Regions from separate parts of the Mus musculus genome. Here regions 2, 3, 4, 5, 6 and 7 are each linked to region 1. A link is a loop called in an ENCODE intact Hi-C map of the cell type or tissue named here. Cell type or tissue: left cerebral cortex. All regions are shown on one strand. Links, peaks and the distances in the headings refer to the core of each region. The heading gives the core; the rest is flanking DNA.

Region 1 (4,000 bases), core at 1-4,000:
TAAGCTGGAGCCTCCCCCGGCGGTTACACCCGCTTGGCCAGTCTCTGGAGGGGAGTGCGAGGCAGGAAGCTGCTGCGGCCGGTGCTGCTGGTGTTGCTGCGGGTGCGGCGGCTGGGATCGCCCGCGAGTGTGCGAGCGGCTCTCCGAGTTCGCTGGCGCCCGCCCTCACCTCCACCTCGCCCAGCGCCCGGCCGAGTGTCTGTGCTTCAGAGGATGTGCCGGGGGCGGGCTGCAGGCTGGTGCCTTGCTCGCCTCCTCTGCCTCCCCTCCGGCTCCCCCCTCGCCTTTTCAGGCCGAGCAGCATGTGGATGTCAGAGCCGCGGCAGAGCGATCCGATTACGCGCCCGCTCAGGGCCCGCCCCTTCTGTGTTCCTGATTAAAGAGGCAGCCGCGGAGACGCGCGGCGCAGAGCCGAGGACCGCGGCACCCAGCTCGGGCGGGGCGGCGGTGGCTCGCAGCCCCGCGGCCGCGCGATCAAAGTTAAGGTGCCACGCAACCCTGCCGCCCCTCTCCCAGTCCGCACCTCCCTCCCGCCCCACGCACCTTCGTGCGGGGCTGCGGGTGTGTCACACCCGGAGCAAGGAGCGCCCTCCCTTCAGGGCGCGCTGCCTCTGCCGGAGGGAAACTCCGCGGAGCCCGGGAAATTCTTGTTTCCCCTAAATTCCGAGACTCAGATGCTACACACTCAGAATCCAACACAATGCCACCTGCAATGGCGTTACAGAAGGAGTTGGGTGGCGGACCGCGTTTGGCGTAGGGAGCCAGTCCGCGGCTCAGCTCTGTGTTCCCAGAGGCAGCAAAGCGTGGCGGCGACACACACAGTCAGCCTTTAGCCTTCTCTGAACCAAACCTCAAATACTTCTTGGGCTTACTTCTCAGATCCTTTGTTGTGTCCCAAACAGGATCCTCTGCGGTCTGGGTTAGGATTTACTTCAACATGTGCCCTTAACTTGTAACTATCTGTAAACGAGGGACGATTTTATTGAATAAAGAATTTCTCCGGGCAATTAAATTCCCCACCCCCACCCCTGGCCACCCAATACACCTTCAAGCTTCCAACATAGTATAGGTACAGGGAGGCCTCTTGGACTGCTACTGTAACTACTTCTGTTCATGTTTCCCCAAGGTATTGTGGTCACAATGTTGACAGAAAGAAAATAGCATTGTGTTACCTATTTTTAAGTGGAGACATGAAAACTGTTTCAAGGCGCTATAAGCTAACAGTTGGAGAAAACACTTGCATCTTTGTTTCTGAGGGTGGCTGGGTGATCCCCAACTGTCATATTCACCAGGCACCCTTGCTTTACCATGATCAAGATCCAACAGAGCACACCTGGCAACCTTTTCAGTCCCCTTCCTAGCAGTCTGAAGATTAGGAAACATAAAGTTTGGGTGAGAAGGGACATGAACATCTGACTATACCATTTTTCCCCCTTAGCGTGGACTTATGGGTTCTTCTGGGTGGTTTCTCTCCTTATCTGGACTTGCCATTAGCGTTGTTTATCACAGCCAGTGTTTGAAAAAAAAAATCTGTAACTCTCACTTAACTGTTATTTACATGGAGATAAACACAAACAAAATTGAATCAGAAGTGATTTGCAACTAGTTAAATGAGGGATTTTCCAGTGGAAGTCCAGAGCCTGAATACCACATGGTTAATCTTAACTGCCTGGCTGCAAAGGGCTGGAGTTAGAGGCCCTCTGAGTTCTTCCAGAGAGCAACACATACACACACACACACACACACACACACACACACGTGCACACGCATGCACCACTCAAATACTCATAGGGGCTAATTTTGATTTCCTTTATCCTTTCTTTCCCTTCCCTGGGTTCTTCGATGAAGGAAGAGGGGAAGCCTGGAGTTTGGACCTTAAGTTCAAATCCTGGCTTGTGTTGTTGGCAAAACACTAATCCAAGAACAAACAACGCTATCTGTACTAACAGTGCCTGCAAGGAAAGAGTTACTTAGTGTCACAACCCCACTGCTCTCCAGGCATAGAAAACCATTCCTACTTAGACTAGAGATGCACACAGCAGCTTTCTGAGAACATGACAAAGGGCAGAGAGATGACTGGGGAGAGAGAAAGAAACCCAAAGCCCATTGGGAAGCCATAGGATGACAACCCCGAACTGCTGGGCTTGGGACCTCAGACTTGAGGGTTCCCATCTAGCTGCTTCCAAGGTTCTCCTTCGTTCTGGGAAAAGTCAGTAAGATTCAGCGTTCTGTCCCTGGATCCTGCTTCTGCCCATATGGATCTTCGTTTTCTCAGAGGTGTTCTAAAGGGGGCGCTAACTTGCTTCCTGGAAGCCTCTGTGCCTCTGCATGCAAGACTTGACTGCAGTCCACTGGAGTGAAGGCTTCCTGTTCTGCAGATGGCCAGAGGGAGGGAGAACCCCTGGGGAGTCAAACTGGTCAGAGCTTTTCCAATCCTCTAGGGGGCAGCACTCAATAAATAATGCCCATGCCACCAAAGGCCTCTACATCCGTGCTGGGAAGCTCCTGCCTTTTCAAAGGACTTCAGCAGACCAGGGGAAATTCAAAATCAGGCTACTGAATCTTCCAGCCTGCTCTGAACAATAGCGGAACTGGCCCCCAAACAGCTCGTAGTGAAGTGAGGACTCCTGAAATTACCTCTCATTCAGCTGGGATGCTCACATCACCATCCTTAATTATGAATTAATAATAATAATAATAATAATAATAATAATAATAATAATAATAGGTGGTCCTTAGGTGGGGAGGAGTGGGTTAGGAGAACATAGAGCAAGTTTCCAGATGACACTAAAAGGAAACTGTCCTCAGACACTTCCTGTGGAAAGTCAGGATATCCTGAGCTATACAGTCCCAAACTTTAAGGGCATTAGAATCATGGGGGGTGGGGAGGTGTTAAAAGTCCATCTCTTGGGTCACCAGCCTCCTGTGGGTAGAATTCCATAATCTGAGATGACTTCTGGGTATCTGTACTTTTTCCTACACATGTTTTAGATGATTTTTGACTCATAGGCCAATTGAACAATAATTCTGATATATGCTATTTACTGTACAGCCTTTGGTGCATCTCCTATTGAAGGATATTTGGAAAAGTACTCCCTTTACTCTTTCTCTGTGAACACTTTTTTTTTGGGGGGGGGGTCTGATGTTTCAGATTCCGGGAGAGCCTCACCAAGAATATATCCACAAAAGTGCCAGAATGGTGCAGCTCCTGGCTTTACTGTGTGACTTTGAGAAGCGGTGGGCCTAAGAACCTATTTGGAAACCACCTCAAAGATGATCTGGGGTAGCAAGGAGAGTTGGAGCAACATGGTCAGAGGGCCAGTTATTGGAGTTTGTGGAGCTGGATTCAGCCCCCCCCCCCCAGCCCCCATACAAGCATCACTGGTTGCTGCTAGCAGCTTCTTCAGGTATGCCTTTCCATTTGTGTTCATCAAATTGGATTAAGTGTTCATAGATGCGTGACTATGCAGGGGGCATGGAAACCAGACAGGCACTGGGGTTCTGCCTCCTGGGAACACAGGATCTCAAAGCTCCAGAAGTTTTCATGCTTCCACAATAGACACCACCTGTCACATGCTGTTCCCTTATCGGAGCCCTCGCTTCAACAAGCTCTCACCCTGAAAGGGAGAGATAGAGGCATAATTACATCTTAATCTGTAATTTACGGCTCTGTCCCAGTTAATGTTTAGCTGCATCTGTCTCAGAAGCAAACCTTTGGTTAAAATGTAATAGATCCTCATTTTGTATTCTCTCTCTTGTTTGATGTTGAAGTCCAGGTTCTGATCAATAGGAGTCCCCCATACCCCCACCCCCAACATACTTTGAAAATACTTATTTTTTTCCTTAACATACTTGAACACCACTTAATTGTTTCTTTTTTTTTTTGGTATTGTATTTAGTGGGTTCCCAGAATCCTTGCAGATTCTCATGGAAATCTTTTCCATTTCAAATTGTGTGTATGTATGTCTCAGCCTTAGACCTAAATTTGACAGGAGGAACC
Region 2 (4,452 bases), core at 244-4,243, 230 kb before region 1:
GGTTAGGAAGCACTATTCTAGAATAATGTTTCTCCTCCATATTTCTTGCAATTTGGAGGAGGAACAGAATTCTGATGTATTGGATATATAGGCTTTCCTCTCTCACATATTGATTCTGTGAACTTCGGTATGGCCTTTGGCTGTTCTAAGCCTCCTGCTCACTTTAAAAATGGCTTTAAACATTTATATACAGGGCTACTTGAATGATCTGTATGAGAATGAGTGACTGTAGAATCAGTTTCTAATGCAAGTTGTCACAATTCTTGGAGCAACTAACTTAAGGTTGTTAACACCTTAGAGTCCTACTGTCAGTCTCCCTTCTTGGTGGGTCCCGACCTGCCAGCTGAGTGTTCCCACACAGACCTCAGTGTGGATGGTGCATCCAACGAGCCCACAGCTCTCCTCTGGTAGGGGCAGCACTCCATCTCAAAAGAAAGCTGACTCAAAATATAATGACTCAAGGAAATGGTCCATTTGGGTTTGCTTGCCAGCAGAGGTCCTGGCAGGCAGACAAGTGGTGTTTCTCTCTGTTCCTGCTCCTGATGGAGGGTCCCCATTCCTCAGTGTTGGGTCTGTTAGTCTCTGGTGCAGTGGAACTAACAGATAATGAGGGCCAGGATGAGGGCCACAACCAGGCTGCTTACATCACACCACCTTCCCTGGTGTAGGCATATCCCTTAGTACCTGCTAGAAAACTTGTGCCCCAGGAAGAAGTTAGATGGAGGGTTCAGGGTCTCTGTCAGCTCTGTGGAGTCAGGAGGTGGGACTTACAGGGGCCCTGTGACTGGAGAAGAAGTTCCACTGTGCAAGAACATTTAATGAGGTCAGGAGAATGAGGTGGGTGTGGAGTAAGGCAGAGCTTTAAAAGGAGGCGAGGCAAATTTGGCCAACCTTTGGTGACTCTGAGAGCCAGCTCTTCCTTCCTCCCCTCAGCTTTGTACGGGCCCTTGTCTTTACAGCCTGGTACCTGTTCACTTTCTACCCATACAATCTGTGATCTGTGAACAGGGATAAAACTTCTTCGAGGACACATGGCTGAGCTGACTGGCACTTTATATGCAATGATTGGATGACTCTAAAACACCAGTGCTCACCCATTTTGATCCATAAAATAGCAGTTTCATGTGGCACAACCTAGCCGGATTTAATTCCTAAGTCACCTTAAGAGATAAAACGGTCATTTCCACTTCCCAGATGAAGAGGTTGCAAGTCAGGTCACCTGCTCCAAACTGTGCAGGAGGCTATAAGGATGAGAAAATAAGTACAAGGTCTTGACACCAGGCCAGCTCAGAATCGATGAATCCAGGGCACCATCACACCCATCTCTTCAAATATGTAGACATCAAAAATGGCTTCATGGCTGGGTGTTATAGCTCACAGGTTGAGCGCTTGCCCAGTGTGTGTTAATACTCACTGTTCAATCTCAGCACAAGGAAAAGTAAAACACCCCCTAACAACACCGACCCCCCAAATAAACCAACAAGACCAGCCTCCTATGCCCTGCCCTCTGCAGGAGGAATATCACTGTGGTTGATAGCCTCGCTTAGAAACTGGCATCACAAACTAATGTACTTGAGGAGTCTCTTTCTCTCACCTAACATCTAAATACCCTATGTTTCTTGTCTCTGCTAAAAATATCTTCCTCACTGGGCCTGTGAGACACGGGTAAGAATGGAAGGGAAGGTTGGCTGGCATCGAAACTTATAAAATGTGCCCCCTCTGATTTAAGAAGTAGTACATACTCAGTGTAGAAAATTATGACACCCACAGAAAGCAGAAAAAAAAAAAAACCGGAATAGCAGTATTTAGCTAGAATTGCAGTGATTTATAAAATATAGGATTTGAATTGATTCTTTGGGATGGCATGCAATGTATTTTGCTGATATTTTCCAATAGTTCTTTTAGGAAATAGGTTCAAAGTGACTCTTAACGGTGCTATTTTTAGTGGCTGTATACCACTCCCCCCACTGGCCTGGTAGGCTGTTGGCAGGACTGCAGAGTTATAACTTAAGTCATAAAGTACATTCTTATGCAGAACTCTTTGTGTATAATGATATTTATCAAAGGAAACTTCCAGGACTTGTCTTATACATACCAGAAGTCAAAGGGGAATTGACTGCCCCCCCATCCCTCCTACCATCAACCTTTGCAAAAATCCTGCTGATTCAGCTCTTCCATACAAGGCTGAGCACAGAACCCAAGCAGAGTCAGTTGACTGCACTTGACCCTCAAGGTTTCTGCCAGCTTCCCTGCTGTCCTTTGAAGGTTGTGAGGTAGGGTCACCAAGGTGGGCATTTGGAAACAGTCAGATACTTGCAGATGAATAGTGTCCGCGAGGAAAATCTGCAGGCTTTATCTTAATCGTGTTTGATCTCGACCCCCAAAGTTTAAAGCAAAAAAATACTTCAGACGTCCTGTATTTTCTCTTTTGATAAAAAAAAATGTGTGTTCAAGGTAGTAAAAAGCAAAAGACCTCATTGAGGGCTTCTCAACCGGGAACAAATAGCCCACAAGGTGGCGCTGTCCCCCCTCGAAGTGCCTGTGGCCTGGCTGAGTTCCCCAGGGAAGAGGCAGGAACCTGAGGCAGAAGGACTGGTCCGAGGTCCTGGGTGGGAAAGGCTTATCTCTGTCTCTCCTTTCACAGCTTCTTTATTCAATGAGCAACGCTCTTGTCCCTACACCCCTCCCTCCACTGCATACACTGATTTCCTTGGGTGTCTTGGAAGCCCTGTCCCTTGTCCCCCTTCCCCAAACTTTATACCCAGCCTCTGTTCCAGGGCAAACCCCTCCTGATGGATTTTGTTTTCTTCACTTTTCTCTATTTCCCTTCTCTCTCCTCTATTTTTTGGGGGGAGGGGGTTTGGTTTTGAGACCAGGGTCTTATGTCTCTCAGGCTTGCCTTGAACCCTATGTAAGCAAAGATGATCTCCAGTGTCTGGTCCTTCTCCTCCAGCACTGGAGCTGGGATTATAAGCATGCATACTTTATGTGGGATACATCCGGGGATTCATGCTTGTTAGACAAGCACTGTACCGGCTCAGCTACAGCCCCACCCTTCCACATCCCCACCGACCCTTCTCTTCCTCACACTTAACTGGTTATAATTTTAAAAGGCGATGTGTACTTATTCATAGATTTAGTAAGATCCGAGGGGGCACTTTTAAAGTATAAAGGGAACAGCTGCAGATATTGATCAGTGAGAGAGCATTTGGAGAATATTCACAAGGAACTAGTTCTGACTCTGGTACTAAAACCAAACCAACTGAAAACGGACTCTAAATTTCTTTACTAGTTTTCCTTAGAGAAAGAAAGAAAGAAAGAAAGAAAGAAAGAAAGAAAGAGAGAGAGAGAGAGAAAAAAAGAAAGAAAGAAAGAAAGAGAGAAAGAGAAAGAGAAAGAAAGAGAGAAAGAAAGAAAGAAAGAGAAAGAAAGAAAGAAAGAACCAAAGCCAACCAAAGATTAAATTATTGGCTATCTGTCTATCTATATTGAAAAGTCACTGGAGTTGAGAAAAGTGATGAAGATAGTAGTTGATAATCAAAAGGTATTTTAATGCATTGGTATTCAGGTTGTAAATAAATATGCACCTGTTGGGAGTGTGGGAAATACAGCACTGAAATAATATCCATGTACCAGCTACCATGTAATGAACTTGTGTGTCTGAGCCTTTTCCTGGGGTCCTTACTTCTCTTGAGGAGCAGAGGCTGGTGAGAGTGAAAACCTGGCCAAGGTGCCTGGGAGGAAAAGGGGTGTGGCTGGGGTCTGATGTTTAAACCATCAGCTCCAAATCCTGTTCTCTGGGCTGGCTGAGTTTTAACTCAGAAGGCCATTCCAGTGGGCCTGGGTAGTGTGTCTGGCTTTGACATCCTTCCTTATGGATAGAAGATTCAAGGTGTTCCTAGGATTTTAGTCCCTTTCAGGTTCTGGAAAAGGGAGAAGTCAGACTTAGGAATCAGGGGGCCCAAACAAAGATGCCGTTGTAGGAGCAATGGAAGAACAGTTCTACAGGTCTTACCCTGTGAGAAGTCAAAGGAGTGGCCGCTGCCCACGCAGTGGGAGGAGCTGGTGGTCACTTCTCACTGGGCCCTAGAAATTAGTGAAAACAGTTCCAATTCATGAGGGTTGTCTGTGGGTCAGGAGTTAGGAGAGGAAGTGGGTGCCTAAATTACAAAGGTTCACCCCCAAGAGTCAGCCCAGTGAGCTATTGTCAGGCACATGCTCCACAGTGAGAGAACAGAAGCCAGTCTCCCTGTATCTGTTGGCCAAGATTGGTCCTTTTGAGCTTTATTCCACTGAAGTGAGCATCCCTTTTCTCAGTGAAGTCTTTCAAGCAGCCGCAGGAGGCAGTGGCCGTCTCTTCAGGACACTTGAAGGACACCAGGGAGCCGGCTGGATCTGTCACCCCATACCTCTCTTAAAAAATAGCTTGGTAATAGAAGCTATCCATATTCA
Region 3 (4,452 bases), core at 186-4,185, 1.3 Mb after region 1:
GGTCTGTTAAAACAGAGATTCTGAGCCTCACCCTGAGTTTCTGACTCTATGAGTCTGGGAACCCGACCAAGATTTGCATTTCCCATCAGTTCCCACCGATGCTAAAGCTGCCTCCCGGTCGGTCGAGGCTGCTCACTTGAGAACCGTGGCTCCCGAGTGATAGATCTCAGTGTTGCCTGCGCATACCTATCAACCAAATAAACATGAGAAGATAGACATAAATTCCTAGCTCCAGCCCAGCCCTAATGAAAACAGAATTCGGAGTTGGAGTCTCCTCTGCTGCGGCACTCATGATATGTTACGATGGAGAGAGAGCCGCATTGCTCTGAACCATGGCTGCAGCATAGCTTCTCTATGGACAGATGGGAAAACAGGTCTAGGCACTCTTCCTCTAGTGTGCATGGTACTGTCCTATCCCAGAACTTGGGTTAAACAGGTTCTTTTTATTCAGATTACCTCCTCTGTGCTCTGTCAACACCGCCTCTACCGCCATCTATTTCCTGGTTCATCTCACCCCGCACTGAGGTTTCCTGAGCAGCTGGGTGCTGTCCATTCTGAGCGTCCTCTAGACAGTGTTTCTTAATTCCAGGAGTGACTTGCATTCCGACCTCCCTTCCTCGCCCCTCCCTCCTTCAGTTCCCTGTCCTTTTGAACAACCCTTGCAAGACCCGTGTCTGCACTAGGCTTGCTGGTCATGCTTTGTGAGTTAGGTCTTGCTCATTCCGCAGGCACCCTTCAAAGCTTTGGGGTCCATTTCACCCCCTGTCAGCAAGTCCTGTTCTCATATCAATGGAATTGTTCTGTTTGTTACTCTGTGGTCCTGGACATGTGCCTTCTTCATCTCTCCTACTCACAGGCTGTCTGAGTGTAGGGATTAGATCATGCACATCTGTATCTGAGTGTAGGGATTAGATCATGCACATCTGTATACGCCTGCACCTTTCACCTCGACACAGGTGCTCACTTTTTAAAAATGAGGCCCATGGAAAACGCAGCAGCACTGCAGTCACCTGCAAACTGGCCTACGTTGCAGACTCTCAGTCTCCACCCACATCCATGAATCAGCATCTACATTTTAACAAGAGGTGTGAGAAGCTGTGCACTCTAGGGGAAAACGGCAAAATAGTTAAGAGAAATGGCTTCTGGTCTAGACCTTGAGGCTTGGGATGTTGGAGTGAGTATCAACACCATCTCTCCACATCTCCAGTGGGAATAAATACAACTAATAAAAGTCTCCTTATCCAGGAGCATTAGCGAAGAAAAGAAAATGTAAGTAAACCCCTCAGAACATTGAAGCACTCAATAATGCAACATCAGCTATCATTGCCCAATTAAAAGTGGTTAACTTTAATTGAATTCTAACTGCTACCTACAATAGACAAGAAAAATGAATCACGGCTCTGCATGGATTTCAGAAACATGAAATGTCAAAGGTAATAAATAAAAATATTAAAAGCCCTTTAGCAATCATTAAGGAGAATACCGAATAATTCCTGTATCAAGCCGTAAGCGCTCCGGTGCGGTGAAACCTTTAAAATAACCATCCCCCAGTTTTTTGCTGTGTCACTAGCTTTTCTTCTCCTGTGCAGTCTTTTCGGGCTGCTTTATTCTGCTCCACCTAAAGAATAACTTCATATAGTGAATTTTGTTTCTCAAGACTCTTGGATCTCCCTGTTGCCTTCAGGATTACCTGAGCGGCCATAAACCGCTGGGCTTGCTTGGCTGAAACCTGTGCACACACTGCCCCCTAGCGGGTCCTTTCTGTCATCACGCTGAAAGCCAAACCAAAAAAAAAAAATAAAAAAACAGACCAAAACAAAAAACCGAGAGCAATCCCTCGGCTTGCCCCTGGCTCAACATAAAAGCTCTGACTGCCTGCCCAGCTTTAAAACTAGCACCAAGCCACTGTGTGCATGAAGCAATAATAATTTGCAGTATTGTTGGAATTTACTAGAATCTGTGAGGCAGAATCTAATATCTAATACTTGGGTTTAATTCCCTCAAATGTTAGAAATGAAGATATTAACAGTGAGTCTAGAATGAAGATTAATTTGAACAGTACACATCCGTGTCTCACAGTGTGTCCAAAGCTTACTCTGCTAAGGGATGACTGGGTGACGTTATCAGCTGAGGGGATTTGTTCAACAAATGGAGTTTGAGAGGCTACTTTGTACTGAACAGAGTTTTCACACCCAAACCCCTGCTCTTAAGGGAGTGACATTCCAATTAATATCTGTGACCATCTATCATCATCTCTCAGATGTCCCTCAGGGCTTCCTGGGAGTTTCTTTTGGCTCCCAGGAGGTGTGAACTTGCCTTGGAGCAGAAACTAAGGGTATTTGTGTCTTGGTGACTCCCAATCCTCACCCTATGATATACCACTCCCTCATGCTCCACCCCTCATGCCCCCCACGCCCCGCCCTATTTTTCATGTCATCCAATGGGCTGCTTTGACTTTTTCTTCCTTTCTGTTTTGCTCCTTATCGAATCATTTTAAAGTTTAGTGGTTTTGTTGACTTTGTCTGTGTGTTCCTGGCCTCACTCTAAGCCTCCTTGGAGCATTACCAACTGTACACAAAGCCAATACCGAAAACTAACCCCAGCACGACCTCAGCCTTGCTTTGCTCTGTGTCACTTTGGGCTCCTGTCAGCACTCCCATAGGTACAGATCTAATTTCCCATCTCTTTGACTTAGATGAAAACCTCAGCTGCTCCGTGTGAGAAATAAACATTCAATAATATACAGGTTGCAATGTTGCTATACATATGTGCCAGGAAATATAATGTTTTGTCATTATATCTCTATCTGTCTGTCTGTCTGTCTGTCTGTCTGTCTGCGTGCGTGCGTGCGTGCGTGTGTGCGTGTGTGTGTGTGTGTGTGTGTGTGAGTGAGTGTGTGTGTGTGTAGGTGTGTTGCTGTCTGTCATGGGATCTTTGTCTTGGCTCTGGAGTAAAGAGAAAGCAATGCCTCTGTCCCCATGCTCATTCTGACTCCATCTGCTAGTCTCCTAAGCATCCTTCCTGCTACTTCTAATTTCCTTCTGTCACTCCTTTAGAAAGAACACCACCAAACCCCACTGTTCTTGGTCTCTTGGTGTCAGAATTCCTTTGCCTGGGAAGTTGTTGATAGAGTCAACTTGTGACCTTCCTAATCTTTGATCCCTTCCTGGGGTCCTAGCTGAGATGGTGATGGAGCAGACGGTGAGGCTAGAAACTATCTAACCCAGCATGGCTCATGTGCCTGAATTCTAGGTGATCCTGTGTACAGGATTCCTTCTTTTTCAGGGCTCTCCAGAGATGAGACTGAAGGGTAGCACAGATAGGTCACTTTAGACCACACATTTCTTAGTCAGTGTCATCTATGAACCTTCCATGGCTGTCCCTCAAACCACTAAAAATCCATTCTTGGTATTCGATTTATGCCCCTCCATACTTTTCTTTTTCTTTTTAAAATTTATTTCATGTCTATGACTACACTGCAGCTGTCTTCAGACACACCAGAAGAGGGGCATCAGATCCCATTACAGATGGTTGTGAGCCACCATGTGGTTGCTGGGGCTTGAACTCAGGACCTTTGGAAGAGCAGTCAGTGCTCTTAACCGCTGAGCCATCTCTCCAGCCCTGCTCCTCTACTTTACATCTTGTTGACATCTTGTCTGTGGACTTTCTGATACTAGAGGAATGCTAGAGACATGGACAGGCTCTTGGTAAAGGAGACAGAGCTGGTCATAGTGGTACATGCTTACAGTCCCAGCATTCAAGTTGTGGAGGCAGAAGAATCATGATGGTAGGCCAGCCTTGTCTACACAACTAAGATATTGTTTTAAACAAACAAACAAACAAACAAACAAACAAACAAGGACTGTGGATGTAGTTCAGCTGTAGAGTGCTTATTCATCTCATGAGGCCCTGGTTCAATCACTGGCACTGAAAAATAATTGGCAGAGACATATATGGAGAATGGCCTGTTTACAGGCGTTGTGCATTTTAAAATCTTTAATAACCATACTGATAGTGGTTTCACAGATGAGAGACAGGAATCTTATTAGAGAGTCCATGTGAGTCCTTCAGCATTAGATAGCTCAACACAATAACAGCAGAATTTAAACCTACACTATACTAATTTTCCTTGGATAAGGGTCCTTATTTGAGACCCATCTGCACCCTTATTTGGAGAGTAAAACTGATAACTCATCCCAATGGTTAGGGAAACATTCTCTAACACACAGGTTAGAAACTGGGTTCATTATTGTTTGTATTTTCTCCATCGCTCTCATTAAGGCTGGAGTGTAGACATTTTCTCTCTGAGGCCGTATTACATAGGCTAGCCCACAGGATCCTCCCTCCCCCAATTACCTCTACCACCTAGCCAAAGGCCAACTTTTAGCTTTGAATTTTTGACCCTAGCCAGCCAGACCAATGAGTGCCCCCATGAGCCAGCAGTAGAGAAAG
Region 4 (4,452 bases), core at 263-4,262, 260 kb before region 1:
TTCCCTCCCTCTACTCCTGAAAAAAAGCATCCCATAGTGACAATCATCATTACATTTGATAATTCTCCACTAGGGGGCGCATGCCTATACAGCAATCCTCAATGGCTTGTTTTCAGATTGCGGGATGGGAGGGGGAGAATGGGGGCGGGAAAGGGTGAGGGTGGGGTGGGAGTGGGGGTGGTGGTGTCAGTTTCTGGACAGGGCTGGGAGGTTTTTGATTATCAGCGCTTCCTATATCCAGAACAGCGACTATCATTGTTTTGGGACCTCTGTTCATCGGGGCTCCAACCTGTGACTTATTCTAGACTGGGGACTTGGGCAATGTTCCCGTGGGCTCAGGGAAGCACGTGGAACAGAGCAACATCTTGAGCTAGACTCTGCACATCATTTTGACTCCCATTGGAGCAGTAGGTGTGGGAGAGCTTAGCATCTGAGTTCTTCACTCCCTCGCCTTCCGGATAAGGAGGCTGGACTTCCAGATAAGGAGGCTGGACTTCCGGATAAGGAGGCTGGACTGTCCTTTAGCCGACATGGGAGAAGGATGGCAAACTGATCATCTTTGGCTAAATAATGTTCATTTTTTAATTTTTTTTCTTCCAACATAGACATTATGTGTTCACATTCATTGTAATGATCAGCCTTCTAGGGGGGCAGCCTCCTGTGTAAACATTTACGTGTTTCTTTTTCCTAGAAGGCTGGAGTGAGACATTTTTAATTAAACACACACCTTCAATAAATGAGGTATTTATTTACAGTGGGAGTCATAGTGCAGGGGATATTACTTATAGTATGTCTTTAATATTACATACTATGCATTTCTGGGAGGGCACTGCAATATTTCTAGACTCTGTATCTTCCAGGTAAAGAACATCCCTAGACTCTTTGTATAGAACTGCTTATGGAAGCTGGAAACATTAATATCGGGGGTTCAGTTCCGAATCCTTCTCGGATTCATTTGCCCTTCAGTTCATTTTTTCTTTTCTCCCAACCAGGCTTTAGGAAGCTTAGCTCTCTGCACGCTGGGCACAAGTCTGCCATATCAGCTTCTTACCAGCAGAGCCTCTCCTATACAGTTGACCACAATCCACATCCACTTTGTAAATGCCTTGGCATTCAGAACACATATACATTTTATTGAATTTCCCTGTATTATGGCTTTTCCACTGGGGGATTGAGAGGCTAATTCAGAGCCATATGATTACAGGAAGATGTGTGAGAAAAGCAATGGGGGATACTATTCTATAAGGTCCACTGGGCCCAAACAAGGAATCCATATGTTTCCATTTCCCTAATAGGCAGAGAAAATAAAAAAAACAAAGCGGCCTAGAGACACACACACCTGCATAAGCAGCGAAGCAGAAGTAACCTATAAACACATGCAAGGCGGCTCTCAAATAATCCCATCTGCATTTTATTGAAAGGAATCTTTGAAAAGGAGAGAGAGAAAGTACAGTTTACAAGAATCATGGTATAAATCCTGCCACGGTGCCAAATGCTAAAAGCATCGGAGCCTGGGCAGGAGGGAGAGATCCATTCATTCATTGCCCCTAGAAAATAGGCATCCAGGCCAGCCACATAGCTCACGCGCCCCGTGGGATTTACACCTCTGACTGACTGATGGCACGAATCACCTTGGAGTGATTGCTTCTATATCGAATGTTCCTTTATGGCGTAGATGCTTTCTCATTGCGACTCAGCTCAATTCCATTCTGCCTGCCTCTTTGGGACACTTTGCATGAGAGATGCGGGAGAGGGTAATGTTGTGTTTGTGGGTTTCCTCTGGTACATTTCAGGACTGATTTACCCTTCAGCTGGAAGCACAGGGAAATTCCATCATTCCCACCTCAAGCAAATCCCAAGTCAAGTGCACGCCCCAGGCCCCAGGAAAGGACCCTACAGTTTTCTGCTTTCTGAACTGTTATTGTTGTCTCAAGACTCCTTAGGGGCACACACACATCTGCGTGCCTCTACCCCTGCTCCTCGCCTTCCTCTCCTTTTCCTCCTGTCTTTCATTTTCTACTCTCTCCTTTCCTTCTTCTCCCAGCTATTCCTCCATCTTCCTTCTTCTTTTGTGGGAAAATAATTCCTCACAGGATGTTTGTTCTCGCCAAGACTGGCATTAACATGAGCTTTGGGCAGCTAAGTTTCAAGGTTTGTTTGTTTGTTCGTTTGTTTTAACTTCTGTATCTCTTCCTCTTAGCCTTGCTGGATTTCCTTCTAGGGCTGTCCAGCTTTCCAGGATCTCTCTCTCTCTCTCTCTCTCTCCAAACAAAACCCCATTAAATGACTATCTTGTGTTTATCTTGTGTGTATGTACATGTGCCTCAGCAATTTCCACCTTGTGAGCCCGAGGCTCAAACTCAGGTCTTCAGGTTTGGTGGCAAGCACCTTTGCTTGCTGAGCCCTCTTCTGGCCCCCTCTCAGGGCTTTTTGTTTACACTTGCAGTTGTATGTTGTAGAGCTCATTCCTGGGACTGTGCCTGTGTCACCCAGGACCTCTTACGTAAACCCTCGGATTATCTGAACTGACTATGATGGGGTAGGACATCTGAGAGAACAGGGTTTGAGACTGCCCCAGGGTTTCAACTACACAAACACCATCCACCAAACAAAAGCACAAGCCAGGCCCTGGTGTTCCTGCTGACACACACTAGGTGGCATTCCAGGCTCACACACTGAAGGGAGGAGATGAGGTCAGGCTGCCTTCCCTGCCGCAAGCCAGCCACAGAACTTCAAAGCTGGCAAGCCAGGTCTGTGTGTCTCAGGGGTGCCTTGTTTCCACGCCCCAGCCCCCCTCCCCCCGTTTTTTCATATCCCTGCCTTGTGGGCCTGTCAGGGGTTGCTTCAGGATGACGGAGGGCATAGAGTGGTCTGGCAAGAAAGATTTCAAGAAATGTTAGTTGTGCCTCCAGACCAGTTCAAAAGCAGGGAGGGTACTGTGAAACACTTCTCCACATAGGTTTCGACCCATTTGGAGGAGACTTTCTACAAACTGAATAATATAAACAAACAAATAAACAATTAAATCCAATAACTTGCTTTGGGGAAGGTGATTATGGGAGGATGGGCATGAACGGGGCTCGTATTTGAAGCCTGGGTTCTGAGTTCACTTTTTTACAGCACCTGGACAGGAGGCTTCACCTCCTAACCTCAGTGCCTGCCTCTGTAAATGGGAGAGTAATAAGAACAAACCCAAACCAGCGAATATGACCTTTTCCCATCTCCAGCCCTCAGTTACAGGCTGTCACTCTATCCTGCCTTCGTTTCTTTCCTCTCTTCGGCCTTTACAAAACCACCTTTGTGAGTTTGGTTAACTATTGGCATTTCCTAGGCTCAAGACACACCCATCAGTTCTCCTGTGGTTGAACTAGATATTCTCATGAGCTTTCTCTCAGCGAGATCAACTCCTTGGGGGTTCTGCTTTGTGTCCTGAGTCTGGGACTCCAGGGACACACGTCCACACAGATCTCCCAAGGATGTTGTGGACTCAGCATGCTCCAGCCAGACCTGACAGCCAATGCCCTCTCTACCCCGGGCTTCAGACAGTCTTGCTTTCCCAGACACATCTATTGCTACTAGGTTTCAAAGGGCAGTCCTGGCATCAATATGGCCTTCTTTGCCTTCACTCCCCACAGCCCAGAGGTCCTGAAGAGCTGTTGGTCTTCATAACCATCTCCCACATTCCTGTAGTCACCCAGGTGTGTTTTCCATACCTCCAGCCTTTTAACCTCTGCCACACTTCTATCCCCTCTGCAACTGGAGTTACAAAGAATTTTCTAGAATGTGGATTTACCAGAGTCACTACTTTAAAACCTGTTGTGATTTTAGTGATAAAAGCCAAACTCCTTGCCTAGGTGTGAAGTCTGGTACCTTGAACTCTTGTGACATAGTCCCCTGTTCCTCCAAACCAAGAGCCTGGATCCTCTGCTGTGTTCGGCCCTTCTTGATAGGTAGAGGGACATAGCTCAGGCATTAGGACGTGAGGGCTCTTCACCATGCTGTCCATCACACTACATGGCTATTTTCTTGGTTGTCTCCTGATGTGTTGTTCTTCCTGCAGAGGTGAGAGTTCCCAGACCTCTCCTCTCTGGAGCCAGTACAGTGCTTGACACACTTTATGAGCTTCTAGGGTCAGTCACCCCAGAGTACCATGAATGGCCTAGGTACCAGTGAGAGACACTGTGAAGGGAACATGCTGTTGTTAGGTAGAATATCCAATGTGGGAATGGAAAGCTGAGTTAGACCTGGAGCCTGCCCTCAAGGGAAACACATCTAACAACCATTCTACCATATAATGAACCATGGACCCAGAGATCTTTCAGGCTGAAGTCAGGTCATGTTACAGCTTCCCTATTTACCACTGCTTAGCTCATTTCATGCCTGGAAACCATTGAGAAGGTCTTTTTGTTTCTCTTGGATCAGCCTTGGTCTCAAAGGACACCGATGCCTCCA
Region 5 (4,452 bases), core at 237-4,236, 1.4 Mb after region 1:
TGCCACCTGCCTAGCAGGTGTTCATGGTGTGTTTGCTGGACAAGAATCCATACTTCAAAGCTATAATACTGTAAAATCCCCAGCATCAGGACCTTTTACTCACAGTACGAAAGGCCCCTGGCTGTTCTGTCTATTGGCAGTCTGACCAAGACACGGGGTAAACAGCATTCTGTATTTTAGATCTCTGAGCCCTGTCTGAACCCCTGAAGAGTTGAAACTGAGTCCATTTTAGGCTTTAAAAATGGAATGACTCTGATGTCTATGCACCCCCTCCTCCCCCCCCCCCCCCCCGACTTACACCAGGAACTCACTGTCTTCAAACAGTCACATTTGCAGACATGCCCGTGACACTGTGTTTGGGAGGCTAAATATAAACAAAGGTTCCAAATAGCCTGCTGGCACTGCCAAATGGGTTAAAAAAAAAAAACTGTCTGTCATCAGAAATGAGGATTTTAGAATTATAGGTAAGAGAATATGTCTTCCCCTCAGAAAAGGGGACCATCAAAATTAAGATTGCTTCCCTGAGCTATTTTGGCTTACTTCCTCTTCTTTCTGAAATATCTTAAAATAGAATTTGAATCAAAGACTTTTCTACATCTAAGTCTCTCAAAGGATTTAGTTGGTATGTTGGTAAGTAATGTTTTAAGCTGCCTTCTTTCATGTGCAAATGGGTTAAAGCAAACTGCTGCCTCCCAAAGCAGAGTACCCTTCTACTCATTCATTCACTAGTTCATTCATTCATTCATTCATTCACTCATATAAAACACTTAGCTTGATATCTACTCTGACAAGCTCCTACATAATCTCTCAATGGTGTAAAATGACAGTGAGAACAAACATCCGAAAGCTCCAAGCAGAACACTCACGAACATGCAACACTTAGGACATAGCCACTTTCAATCAACACAGCCATCCTAATTGACACAAGGGACCTGGCCTGTGTGTCACAAGCTCCCCAGACATTAGAAGATGCTTTGACTTCCAGTCTCAGACAGGAAGCTATGTTATTCCTGAAGCTATGTATGCCTTTGCCATTCTAGAGAGAAAGCAGAAGGGAAGGGGACACTAATCAAATGTCACCTGCACTTGGCCACTCAACACTGGAGCAGCTCATGAAGGAACACACCGGAAGCTGTTATTTAGGGATACCTCTGATACCTCAGAAGCGTTAGGGGATCAGTCACATTAGTCTGAGTTTGCCATCTTCAGGAGGATAAAATCTTCTCAGTGATTCCTCTCCCTAATCCTCACCTCTAGTATACAGGAATCTCTGTCTTCAGAACTGGAGGGGAAAGAAGAAGAGATGCTGCTGGAAAAGGAGGAAGAGGAGGAAAGAAATATTGGCTGCAAAGGGGAGGAAAAAAATCAGTTTTCTTTGGGGTATGGAGCCTGAGAAGTTGACCATGATCATGTGGAGGGCCCCACACTCATGTCCATAGTGGTTGCACTAATTAGACACCATGTGTTATAAAAAAGAAGAAAGAGAAAGAAGACCATGAAGTAGAGAGGAGGACAAGAGAGGCAGTTCTTGAAAGGGGCAGTGCAGGAGGAGCTCGAGGAGGAGGGAGGTCATGGAGGTGGCTATGATGGAAATACACTGTATGGGTGAAATCCTCAAATAATCAATTAAAATATTATAATGTTTACATGAAAAAGGAGGACCAATAGTGCTTTCAGGGAGAGAACATCAGACTCAGGCATAAGGAGAATCAGAAAGGACAGAGAAAACATCAGAGGAGTTTAGTGGGGTGAGAAGAAATAATACTTTGGCTTCGCATCGCCATGTACCAAACTATTTACTCTCATCTCCCTGACTTTATCAGCAACGCTTGGACCACTAACAGTGATGGAGGATGGGGAATGGCCAAGGGGCTCATTCCCAGGCTCTTGATACTGGCTGGGAGTGAGCAGATGAGCAGGCAGCAGCCTCCCGGGGCTGCCATGTGGTAGGCCTGGCTTCATGAAGAACCCTTTGTTCTTCCTCTCAGTAGCCAATACAGTTGCTCTGTGTTTTATTTTCAATTAAATTTCTACTAATCCCAAACTACAGCAACACATAGCTGCTGGCACACCCCCTCCCTTCTGAAAACAACATGGTCTGTACAGAGACCTTTCATTGTACAAGCCTCGCCTTGTACACGCTATAAAAGACGCATATGCCACCGGTTTGCCGACAAGTACTTTCAAAAAGGTGCTTAATGGGCCCCTGGACCCCGAGCTTCCAAGGCGGCCTGTGAATAGAGCCTCTTGTTAGGGTGGTTGCTATAGCAAGCCCTTGTTTTTAATTCAATTGCACAGTAAATAATACTTTATCCACAGTGGGAAACAAATGGTCACTATAAATTGCCTACCCTTCATTTGGTCAAAAAGAGGCATTTGTGCTTTGAGAGATAGAGCAGAGCACCTGCGTCCTCAGCTTATTTAGACTTCCACCATTTTCCCACCTGGTGAGCTATTGAGGCTTAGTGAGTTGTAAATACATGGATCACCCTGAAAATCAGATTTATTAACATTAAAACAACATTTTAAACAAACACCTCCCTGTTTGTTTGTATTGGAGTCTAAAGTTTGACTTTCTACTCATTCACAGATACACCCCACCCCCACCCCCAACCCCCTCCCAAACTCTACATTCCGTGACACTGAAGAGCCGGAGAAAACACTACAGCACCAAGGAATAGAAAATGTGGTTTGGTGAGCTTCTACACCCCACGATAAATAGTTGACAGCTTTGGGAATATCCGATTGTTCTGGAAACATGGAAAAAGGGGGAGTGATCTGAAAGAAATCAGAGGGGTGACACAAAGGGGGTACTCCTGGTAACTCACAGCTGGGGGGTGGTCAGGAATTATACGCTGCTGAGGACTGAAGAGAAAAGGAGCATAGAGGTTAATAAAACGGGGACATACTCTTCTCTCCAGACAGGGTGAGGTGAAAATTACCTATCACCTGCTGGACTGGATGTGCGAACAGGCCAGTAACCGAGTGTGTGGCGGGGACTATGCTGTACCGGATAAGCAGTCTTAAAGCAAGCTCTCCAACAGGCTTCCGGGCAGAGTAGCGTCTTGCGGCAGCCTCATCCTCATTAGAGGACAACAGCTGTTTCTTGCTATAATTAGCTCACAGTTCAATAGTTAGCTCCAGTCTCTTACACCTGTATCGCACACAACAGGGAGATTGCAGAAGCACATGTTGTTGTTTTTTTCTTCAATCACCTCCACTTACACACGTTGTTAAGCATCTAATAGAAAACAGCGTCCCTTCCCTAGTTCCTTCCCTCCTTGGATCACTTTTAAAAGCGAGTTGGGAAAATCTGGGTTTTCTTTATGGGCCCCAGTTCCCATTTCCAATCTCACCCCCCATGCTCCATAGACCTCCTGAATTAAAGAGGGTCTCCAGCGTTGTCAACTAACCCACCAAGCATCAGGCCATAAAATCTTATGTTCAGCCACCTGCGGGATGATGGAGGGAAGAAGAAACTGAATGGAGCAAGGGGTGGGGGTCAGGGCCGATCCAGCTGGCCGCTGAAGATGGCTTCCACAGAATTCTTTGCGGGGTGGAAGGGTGCAGAATCTCGGGTCATTTCCTGCCAGGTCTGAGCCGCATGTGGGGAGGACCTCCATAATCACGCTGTCTCACAGTTCCATTAGTGTCAGAACTCATTAGGAGACCAATCCACTCGGCAGCAGTGGGCATACAAAAGAAAGAGCCGGCCAAAAAGTCTACAGACTGACTGTTCTGTAGTTGTTAGAACAGTGGTGGGGGCGGGCAGGGGAGAAGGATTGTAAAATTCCCGGCTGGGTAATTAGAGTCAGCAGGGAGGCAATGGCAGGCCTCTTTTTTTCTCTCCTGGTGGTTTTAAAAGATTGGCTAGGGTGAGGGGTGGGGAGGGAGGGGGGGGACTGGTGGATTAGGGGGTGCTTTTTTTCTAGGGTGAGGCCATGGGTGCCTGTCATCATTCGTAAGGGAAAATGGTCATCCATTTGCACCTCATTTCTGAGTGAAGCTGAGGAGACAGACTCATTGTGACTGAGATCTGGTTAGAGCACCGAGAAGCCAGTGAGGTGGTTAGTTGCCCTGAGTGTGCTTAGCTAAAAGCAAATGAGCAGGCAACCTGACAGTCTGTTAGGTGGATAGAGGCAGATTCATGTTGCCTGTGCATTGGGCAAGGGATCGGAGCAAGGCTGTGGAGGTGTGAAAGGATATAGCAGCATTGTTTTCTGGAACAACTACCTTGGGCTTTCCAGAGTGTCTTTCACAAAGTCAATAAGGTCAATAAGGGTTACACAACAAATTGGCTCAGCTCGTATGTCAAACTGTAATGGTAGGCTGGGAAGATGACTCAGTCAGTAAAGCGCTTGCAAGATGGTGCTATTGTCTAGCCCAAGTATCTCTGGCTTTCCAGGATGACATGCTGACTTTCTTCAAGTTCAACGGCAGTGATTTAGGCAA
Region 6 (4,452 bases), core at 191-4,190, 930 kb after region 1:
CTATCAACCAATATTATGTATGTATGTGTATGTATATGTGTGCATATATATATATATATGTATATGTATACATATATATGCATATATAGATACATATACATCATATACATCATATACATATACATATACATATACATATACATATACATATACATATGTAAGTATGTGTCCTAAATTATCAGAGACCAGGCACAAGGACCAATAGGCATGCTAAACAAGTAAAACACTGGAAGTATAGAACAGGTAGGAGGTGCATGTAAGAAAGAAACCATAGCTTTACTACTGTTGCCATTTAGCATGCTTCAGACAGCTGGGGGGAAGTGGGTATTCCAGGGACTCATAACAGAACCTATGAGACTTGTACTTTATTCAAGTACAAATGCCTATTATCATCCACAGTGACAGGTCCCAGGATGTCCTTCAGACACCAACCTCTATGGATAGATGCCCACATCCCTAACAGGACAAGAAGTTGCATATGAGTCATATGTACTTTATATATGTATTTTAAAGCATGGGCACATTACTAAGCATAGCTAACAGAGCATAACTATTCCATATGCAGCTATTGTATTGATCATGTGTTAAAGCCAAGGGGAGGTAAAACCAATGTGTCCCAACAGCAGGGACAACCATCCTAGGCTTCCAGATAACAATGGTGGAACAAATGTTAAAGAGAGATTGAGGACCTGTGAGGTGGGGTGTGCTTACATACACATTCAGTGTAGCCCTGACACAGGGCAAACACAAGTGAAGTCGTTGATGCTCTCTGGAATTCTTTTCTTGGTACTTCTGATTCACAGCTGTTTGAATCCAGAGATTCTAAATCTGTAAATACAGATTGAAAACCACATTCCTAGATGGGATATGCTTTAAGCAATACATTTAAAATAATGCAAATCCAATCTTTTTTACTTTGATAGTATATTTGATAGCTAAATTTACTATGTAATGTAACACACTAGAACCTAACAGTTATTCTCCTGAGCATGTGGCTTCACACTGTGGCTAGGTTATTTATCACACATGATATAATATCACATAAAATTACTGCATTGTTTTAGCTTCAATTACCCATGAGAAAGCCATGACACAAAGAAAGGGGCTACGTTGCTGAAAGCCATTCAGGTAAGAAAACCAATAACAAAGATCATTCCCAACAGTTGCCATAACCTTAGTCTGGACTTTTATTTATTAAAATTGTTATCTCTGTAAATGCAAAGATGGGGATAAAAAACACGAAAAAAGAATTAAAAATAAACTGTGCTCAGATGATTAAGACTTTGAAAAAACTTATTAGTTCAAGACTAGAAGAAGGATATTCTATTGACAGGAGAGAAAAGAGAACATAGGGCTTGCCCCTGGCAGAAGTCGGCCCTCAACAGCAGCTTCGATCAGAATGCCAAAGAGGAAATGCTAAAATGGACTCCGGAAAGAAACCAGCCACAGTCATGAAGTCCAGGAGTCCAAGAGACTTCCCTGGTTCAGATACTTCCTGTTTAGGAAGATGTTAAAGTTAGTCCATAAGACTAGTATACTTTGGATCTAAAATTCTATAATTTTATTACTCTCTAGCAGAAAGTCATCTTGAGGCCCGTGCCATGGGCCTTGTAAGCAGAAGCACTTCTCTCCTCCCCTACAAGCTTCCATATTTCTTTCTGAAGCACTGTTTAAACCTCTAGGCACATCATAACTTCAAGATCCCTTCAAAATGTAAGTGTTCCAGAATTAAATTTACTATATTATTATTTAAGAAAATATAATAGATTTAGAACAATTATTTTATGTTAAGGTAGAAGTATCACTAATAAATTAAGTGTTCAAAAATAACCCAGGATTGTAAAAAAATATATATAATAATTCAGTATCTTTTAAAAAGGATTAATGTAGCAACAACACTTCCCAAGCAAAACACAACATACACCATGGATTGTCTAGTTACACACTAAAGTCACACATATCTTAGTACAATCAGCCATCAACCTTTCAGTCAGTAAAAAGGAAGTTGAGAAAGCCAAAAATAGAAACAAGTTTTATGAATGCAAAGAGTGTCCTTGGCCATTTTTGAAAAACTTAAGAGAGCAGAGATATGTATGTGTAAACTCTCCCTTTACTATCCACCTCTGATCTGGGATCTATACTAAAAAGACAAAAGACATTTTCTAACTGGGGGAGTGTCAAATTTCAAACTGTTTTCTGAGCTGGCTTCTAAGTGACTGTGCCATCCACCAGAGGGCAACAGAGTGCTCTGAGAAAGCAAGTGGCAGTGTGTCTGACTAGGTCACTAGTTCATTCACTGTGCACAAGAGTCTCCCTTTGAATATGTGAAGATCCCTGAATGCTGAGTATGTTAACAGACAGTGTGTTCCTGTTCTAAATTTAGTCCTGCTGGCATTTCATTTCTCACATAATAATAATATCTTAATCCAAATATTGTGTCATATTAATCAAGTATCTCCTTATAAAACTATTTTGAGCAATTAAATAACTTTAAAACAAATTTTATAAGATTTGTTTGAAACTATTAAAGTATGCATTAAGTTAGTTTCTTTGGTGTTTCAGTACTTAATCTCAAACACTTAGTACTTAAATCAAGACATGCACATGAAAATATCATAATAATAGTATTATATCATTAAAAGACAGCAAGGGACACTAAACACATAACTCTTCTACACTAACACTACACTAACTAACATTTTGCTGTTAAATAAATTGTTGAACCTGAGGATAAGGCAGACAAAAGTCTAACAAGTACTTATACCAAACACAAAGACAAAGCTGAGCTGATAGTGTAGTACTTGAACATGAGACAGCACATGGTATTCAAGGGTCAAGGCCCAGTTGTGCAAGTCAAGAGCTCCTGGCCTGCCTTCAAGTTTAGCACTTCCCATCTGTAAAACCTAGCTGTAAATAAAGAAATTTTCTGTGATGGTATACTATACTTCACACACCACACCACACACACACACACACACACACACACACACACACGTGTGTGTGTGTGTGTGTGTGTATGTATATATATTACATATATATACACATATGTGTATATATGTATTACAGTTAGGGTTAGGGTTGGAGGTTAGGGCTAGGGCATATATACATATGTATGTATGGTTATGGAAGGAATTCAATTTTCATAAAAATTATATACTTTCATATTTACATAGTTTTATGTTGTAGTTGTCTTTTTTAACCATGCCAACAATTCACAATGTGAGTTACTGTTTTAAGAGTCTATTATTGAGTAACAAGACCATGGGATTCAGAAGTCATCTCTTTATCAAACTAAGTAAATGAATTAGATCTTTCTCCAATTTTACATCAAATCATTCCACCTCTAGTTTCTAGCCTTTATTGAACTGCACTGATTTTCCGAAAGCAAAGCAACCACAGCTGACACCGCTTTGGGACTGTAATTGCTGTTGGGATCTTGGCTTCTCCATTACTTGGTCCAGCCTATCTACAGCCCTCATTGCCAGTTCCCCTGTAGGTAGTCCATCCCAGGAATGCAAGTGTTATGACTTGAGCATGAGTCTTCACACCCAGCCAATCTTCTCTGTGCCTGCTCTCTGTCCATATTCCATCTGTGAATGAGTATTCACCAAGTAATTTACACATAAAAGCCCAACTGTGCCTCCAGCCTTCTTGAGCAGGTTTGATATCCAACAGGAGGTCCACAAACCATCAGTTGAAATTACTACTTACTGTGAATTGACTAAAAGTAAGAGAAACAAGTTTGGTGGGCTCTGCTTCCAGGAAATATAAGAAAGCTCTCTTTTTCACTGATTATTTTTTTCCTTTTTTAACAAAAAGAAGAAAATTGAGTGATTCTTCTTCAGGCAACACGAAAAGTGCAAATCCTTATCGATTGTGTAGCACAATGGCAGGCATCATGGAGAGCCATGAATGTGCACTAAGAGGAAAGCTGTAGCTGTAGCTAACATATATGGATCCTCTGCTAGGCTCTTAGCTGACTGTGTCCTTGTCTCCGTATTTAATAGTGGTGTTAAGTCCCATTTCAAAAAGACACACATAATAACGCTGTTTCTGTGTCTAAGATACAAGCTACATTTTGAAAAGGCCTTGAGGAAACAGTTGAAAGAATGCATCAGAGGAAAGTGCTGCATCAGACAGATCTCCTCAGATATTGTTAACAGAATTTCCCTTCCTGAAATGGGATTTGAAATAAGGCCAGGATGAGCCGGTATCTTCTGCCCTTTCTTTAATGTAGCATTTTCTTGCTTTTTGTATGAACACACTGGCAGTGGAATTTGAGATGCAGGCGGCCTTCATTATTAAAAATCAAGCCAAATATCTCAACTATCTCAAAAAAGGAAGGTGTTCCCAGGGAAGAAGCAGAAAGTGAACTGGGAAAAGGCAAATGAATGGCCATCATTTGGTGTTATAAGGGGGAAATCATGAAACACTCTGTAGCTATGCACGGTA
Region 7 (4,452 bases), core at 245-4,244, 1.6 Mb after region 1:
CCTTTGAGTTGTTCCGCACAGTGAGATGTGTCTACCCCAGGCAGGCTCACGAGCCTCCCAGCTGCCTGAGGCCAGTTGGAGGGAAGTTGAAATGTTCAACCTGTGAGGAGTCAGCGGGATCTTGGAGATAATGGAGCATTCAGTTTGACATCCCAAACTGGTGTATCCGGGAAGAGCAGGGCTCTTGCTGGGATGGGAGACAGTAATTGTTTTTTAGCATGACAGATAAGACACTCTGGCTTCTGCAGATCCCTTACAACTGGGAAACAACTGTTCTCAATGTCGATACTAAGATACTAAGTATTTAAATGTGGGCTTTCGGAGGAAGGCTTCCTTTCTCCCTGCCTGCCTGCCTGCTGTTCCTGCAGGACTACTTTCGAGTACGAATGTCCTTCTCTCACAGTTTTACACTCAAGTAGTACAAACATAGCCAATCTTAGGAGGATTTGAATATAATTAAATCAGTCCATTAAACTGGTAAGTGTGTGTGTGTGTGTGTGTGTGTGTGTGTGTGTGTGTGTGCTCACGCGCGCCCCCCACCCCCACCCCGTGCCTATCTTGAGGCCAAAGGTCAACCCAGGGTATCATTCCTCAGCAACTTTCTATCTCATTTTGGCCTGGAACTTGTCAATTAGACTAAGCTGGTTGGTCAGTCAGTACCAGGGTCCTCCTGTCTCTACCTCCACAGTGCAGGGATTAAGGGCACTGAAGCCTCTCCCCAGCCCTCAGCCCATCACTAAGAACCTTCTGAGGGATTATAGGGACCAGCCTGTGACTGGACTGGGTTCCGTGACTGGCGGATAATAAACTCTAAGAGTGCAATTCGAGAATTGCAAAGGAGCAAGAAGGCAGAAGCTAGTGAAAGACGTTATGTGATGGCAATTATAAACAGACTGTTCCCTCTGAGGTTGTACACAGAGCAGTCCCTCCTTGGGTGTTCCCATTGCCAGCTGCAGTCAAGTGGATCCACAGATGTACTATCCTTAAGCGGGAACCCATCTCCCCCAACCCCACCCCCACCCCCCGGCAGTGCAGATCCCACCTGGTGATCACCCTCTATAGTGATCCATCTAGTATCTCACTAGCTGGGCTGACAAATATTTAACCTACAGGGAAGGACATTTAAGGAGATACATCTCTAGCTTCTCCTCCTCGAGACCCAAATGAGATTCTTGAAAACATCAGACAAAACAGTTCTCAGAATAACGTTGCCTTCAGAGAGGGATTTCCCCCTCTATTTCCCCTCCCACTTTTGTAGAGTCCAGCTGTCTTTCTCACCCCCCACATCTCTACCTCCACCCCTCCCCAGCAAACTCTGGAAAAACAGTAGTAACTAACATTTGTGCCTTTGGCAATAAAACCACAGGCCTTGCAAACCCCAAATGGCAAAAAGACATTTCCATTCCAATCCCAGTTTTAAATTAAACTGTAATGAAAAATCAGCAGTGGCAGCTGGGACCAGAGACACTGATTGTCTCTAGGAACAAAAAGGAGGGGTGCGGGGCCGGGGATAGGAGAAAGAAAAGAGACCGCAAGTCAGCCTCGCTCTGGCAATAAAGCATCTGGTAAACCTTCAAGTATAAAGAAATTAGAAAAACAAATCTACTACTGAGACAAGCCAAGATGGCTGTTTCCCTCCGCAATCACAGCGAGGCGGATCACAAATCACCCTCCACTTTATCAATGGACAAGGAGGGTGAGGGGAGGCGAAAGAAATGCGCAGGCCTGTAGTGACACCTGGAGGAAGATGAGGGTAATTCTTTGGGGGGGGCGCTTCCCCGCCCCCACTCTCGCAGGGTCTGCGGATTTAGGCTCTTTCAGGAACCCCAAGCATCAAGGAGACCCCTCAGGGCTTCAAGGGAAAATAAGAGGGGCATCACTGCCTTCTTATTCTTTACATATGAACAAATTGCTTTTAGGAAAAGAACATCGACTTCAACTGGAGTTTTCCACCCAGTAATTTGAGTACTTGAGTAAACTGAACCCAATCCCGCTGTTTTAACTTTTTTTTTTTTTAAATTCAAAATCAGAATGAGATGAGATGAGCTCCGGTCTAGAAAATTTTTATTTTATAGCTTTCCAAAACTTGCAAATTCTATAGATCCTCCAGTATATACTTTCTATTTTCTGAATATCTGTGATGGGAAGAATAGAGGGTGGGGAGAATCTGTACTAACTGTACGAACCAAAGATGCTCCCAAGAGAAGGGGTTCTGAACTGGAGAGTGAGTGGGTTTGTGATAAATACAAATTCAGGACTGTGAAACCCGTGTTATAGCCTTATTTTGTTCTCAGGAGTTTTGTGTGATCTTTTGAAATTGGTAACAGTTTTCTAAAAGCCACAAAATACACGTAGGCGGTCACATGACTGTAGATATTCACAGAACAACCATGGGTAGATAGCTTGGAGCAGGGATGACAGATATCCCTCGATCCTTCCGGGAATTCTCCCACAGAGAAAAATAATCAGATAAAACTTACAATGTGATTGCCTGTTTATACATCTGAAGAAATTTCTTTATAGAAAGAACAGTTGCTGTGACCAGAAATATACAAGAACATTAAAAAACAAAAAGTATGGCCTGGCCTGGCATGGTGGTGTCCAGGGGTGGGGTGGGGTAAAGGGGGCGGGAGGAGCAGAGGCCTATGGATCTCCGAATGTTCCAGGAGAGCCAGAGCTACTTAGCCCTATCTCAAAACTGTACCAGAAAAGAGGTCAGAAGCAGCATGAAGCAACAGTGTAAAAGGAATCTAGTATTTAAGTGGAACGCCCTGCAGAAAGCTCCAATTGTTTATTTTACCTAATTAATGTTGGTTTTAATGCACCTGGTATGTAGCGCCGAGCGTGGGCACACAAACTCTGGGTAGCACCTTAGTGGAAATTCCACTTGCTCACTCGCTCCACCCTGGAAGCCTGAACTAACAACCCATCATCCCCGGTGGATCACACCACACACACCCATCCCAACTCCACCCCTACCCCGCAACTATCGTAGATCTGGCTAATGGATGCAACACCCAGCAGATCCGGCTAACACGTATTGACTTACCCAAGGAGAACTGCAGCCTTACTATAGCTATTGCTCTCTCTGTCTCTCTTTTATTATCAGATCGTTTTCAGTATTGATATTTATTATTTTAAATTATTTGTCTGTGCCTGGAGGGCAGAGGTATTGGGTTCTCTGACAAGTTACAGGCAGCAGTGTGCTGCCTCCTGCCTAGTGTGGATGCTGGAAGCTTAGCTCCGGTCCTCTGGAAGATCAGTGTGTGCTCTTAGCCTCAGAGACATGAGGCTTTTCAAATGTTGGTCTTTGTTTTATCTACAAATAGTTAAACAAAACAAATGGCTTCTTATGACTGAGTCCCAGTGGCTTCCACCCCTGTCTTAGGGTCTAGTATCTCTGCCTCCCACGGTTTGGTTTCTCTGTTTCTCACTTTCTCTTCCCGCCTCCTTTTTCCTGCCTTACTCTTGATCTCTGAGCTCTAATGAGGCACAGTCAGAGGAAAATATTCAACCTCTTTAAGAAGTTTGGATACTCAACATTGTAAATCTTCTTAAGAAATTGAACAATAAGAATATTTTATTTCATGGTGAAAGCATGAAATAAACACATACAGATTTTTCCCTCAATAAGCTTTTCCCCATCAGTTTTTGCTATGAGCCACCACACACACACACACACACACACACACACACACACACACACACCACTCTACTGATGGTTTCGGTATGCGTAGTAGAGCCTCCTTTAGCTAATGACTGTGAAAAAAAATAACATAATATTTTAGTGATGTTTCCTGAAATGGAACTATAAAAGACCTACTGTGTACTTCAAGGCTCTGATTTTTGGAGTTTGTTTTACCTTTGTTGGTTTTTGAGGGGAGGGTGTTGGCCATTGAACAAATAAACAAACCACTACATTCATCAAATGTTTCTTTGCACTACTACACTACATAAACATGTCAATAAATCCTCACCAGCTAAACTCCCACTATGTTAGAAAATATTTACACAGGGTGTGAAGTGTGGGATCAGGTCTGGTGGTGGTGGTAGAGATGCGGAAGGCATTTAAAAGGGACAAGGGCAAGGTGGGAAGATGGCTCAGTCAGCAGGTGCTTGCTTGCAAGGTTGAGGACTTGAATCGGATCTCCAGAACCCATGTAGAGGACAGGGTCTGGATGGGACAGAAAGGCACATTCTTCAGCCATTCTCCAATTTGTAAGACAATCTGTGAGAGTTTGTCAGGAGCCCTATAGTCTTTGAGTTTCTGTTTGTTTCTTTATCAAATGAAGAAGATATGTTAATAACCATGATGATTAATTGATTAATTTCAGATATTAAAATAACACTCAACTTCATTTAAGTAACTAATTTTCATTTTCTATAGATTTCCTGCTTAAACAACAGATTCCTGTGTCTGCTGTTTGGCCCTGATATGTTCCCAAGAGCAGG

What was found. Hi-C counts contacts between places; a loop is a spot of excess contacts. Peaks named below come from ENCODE experiments on the same cell type or tissue, not always from the same donor. Only the 100,000 strongest peaks of a DNase experiment are listed, where the experiment ranks them.
Region 2: a loop joins it to region 1, with 2.7 times the contacts of the local background. A loop is called at or near these places in 10 of 42 quality-filtered maps.
Region 3: a loop joins it to region 1, with 4 times the contacts of the local background. A loop is called at or near these places in 17 of 42 quality-filtered maps.
Region 4: it touches region 1 in a loop (3-fold over the local background); 9 of 42 quality-filtered maps call a loop at or near these places.
Region 5: it touches region 1 in a loop (2.4-fold over the local background); 14 of 42 quality-filtered maps call a loop at or near these places.
Region 6: a loop joins it to region 1, with 5 times the contacts of the local background. A loop is called at or near these places in 9 of 42 quality-filtered maps.
Region 7: it touches region 1 in a loop (3-fold over the local background); 10 of 42 quality-filtered maps call a loop at or near these places.

Annotation. Positions count from the first base shown.
Region 1 is chr1:62,699,651-62,703,650 of GRCm38, reverse strand. It overlaps Nrp2 (neuropilin 2), which reads right to left and starts at 334. Exons shown (of 17, transcript NM_001077404.1): 1 at 1-334. In left cerebral cortex, for the core only: CTCF peaks have their summits at 2,227 and 2,435 (motif pointing right); DNase peaks (open chromatin) are centred at 255 and 2,421; H3K4me3 peaks cover 1,001 bases; H3K27ac peaks cover 796 bases.
Region 2 is chr1:62,927,775-62,932,226 of GRCm38, reverse strand. All of the region lies in intron 3 of Gm35252 (a long non-coding RNA gene), which reads left to right. Among named protein-coding and RNA genes, the nearest start is that of Gm35252, 27 kb to the left of the region's middle. In left cerebral cortex, for the core only: a CTCF peak has its summit at 2,506 (motif pointing right); a DNase peak (open chromatin) is centred at 2,517.
Region 3 is chr1:61,374,561-61,379,012 of GRCm38, reverse strand. 9530026F06Rik (RIKEN cDNA 9530026F06 gene) reads right to left here and starts at 581. Exons shown (of 5, transcript NR_040483.1): 1 at 457-581; 2 at 1-3. In left cerebral cortex, for the core only: a CTCF peak has its summit at 1,743 (motif pointing left); DNase peaks (open chromatin) are centred at 983 and 1,732.
Region 4 is chr1:62,962,705-62,967,156 of GRCm38, reverse strand. No RefSeq gene overlaps it. Among named protein-coding and RNA genes, the nearest start is that of Gm35252, 8.3 kb to the right of the region's middle. In left cerebral cortex, for the core only: a CTCF peak has its summit at 2,643 (motif pointing right); a DNase peak (open chromatin) is centred at 2,664.
Region 5 is chr1:61,300,458-61,304,909 of GRCm38, reverse strand. No RefSeq gene overlaps it. Among named protein-coding and RNA genes, the nearest start is that of 9530026F06Rik, 76 kb to the left of the region's middle. In left cerebral cortex, for the core only: no CTCF peak of the experiment used is centred there; a DNase peak (open chromatin) is centred at 2,004.
Region 6 is chr1:61,769,210-61,773,661 of GRCm38, reverse strand. The region is part of intron 2 of Pard3b (par-3 family cell polarity regulator beta); the gene reads right to left. It overlaps Pard3bos1 (a long non-coding RNA gene), which reads left to right. Exons shown (of 4, transcript XR_373443.3): 4 at 1,576-1,708. Among named protein-coding and RNA genes, the nearest start is that of Pard3bos1, 94 kb to the left of the region's middle. In left cerebral cortex, for the core only: a CTCF peak has its summit at 2,232 (motif pointing right); DNase peaks (open chromatin) are centred at 1,431 and 2,237.
Region 7 is chr1:61,136,660-61,141,111 of GRCm38, reverse strand. No RefSeq gene overlaps it. Among named protein-coding and RNA genes, the nearest start is that of Icos, 160 kb to the right of the region's middle. In left cerebral cortex, for the core only: a CTCF peak has its summit at 1,755 (motif pointing left); a DNase peak (open chromatin) is centred at 1,647; H3K4me3 peaks cover 615 bases.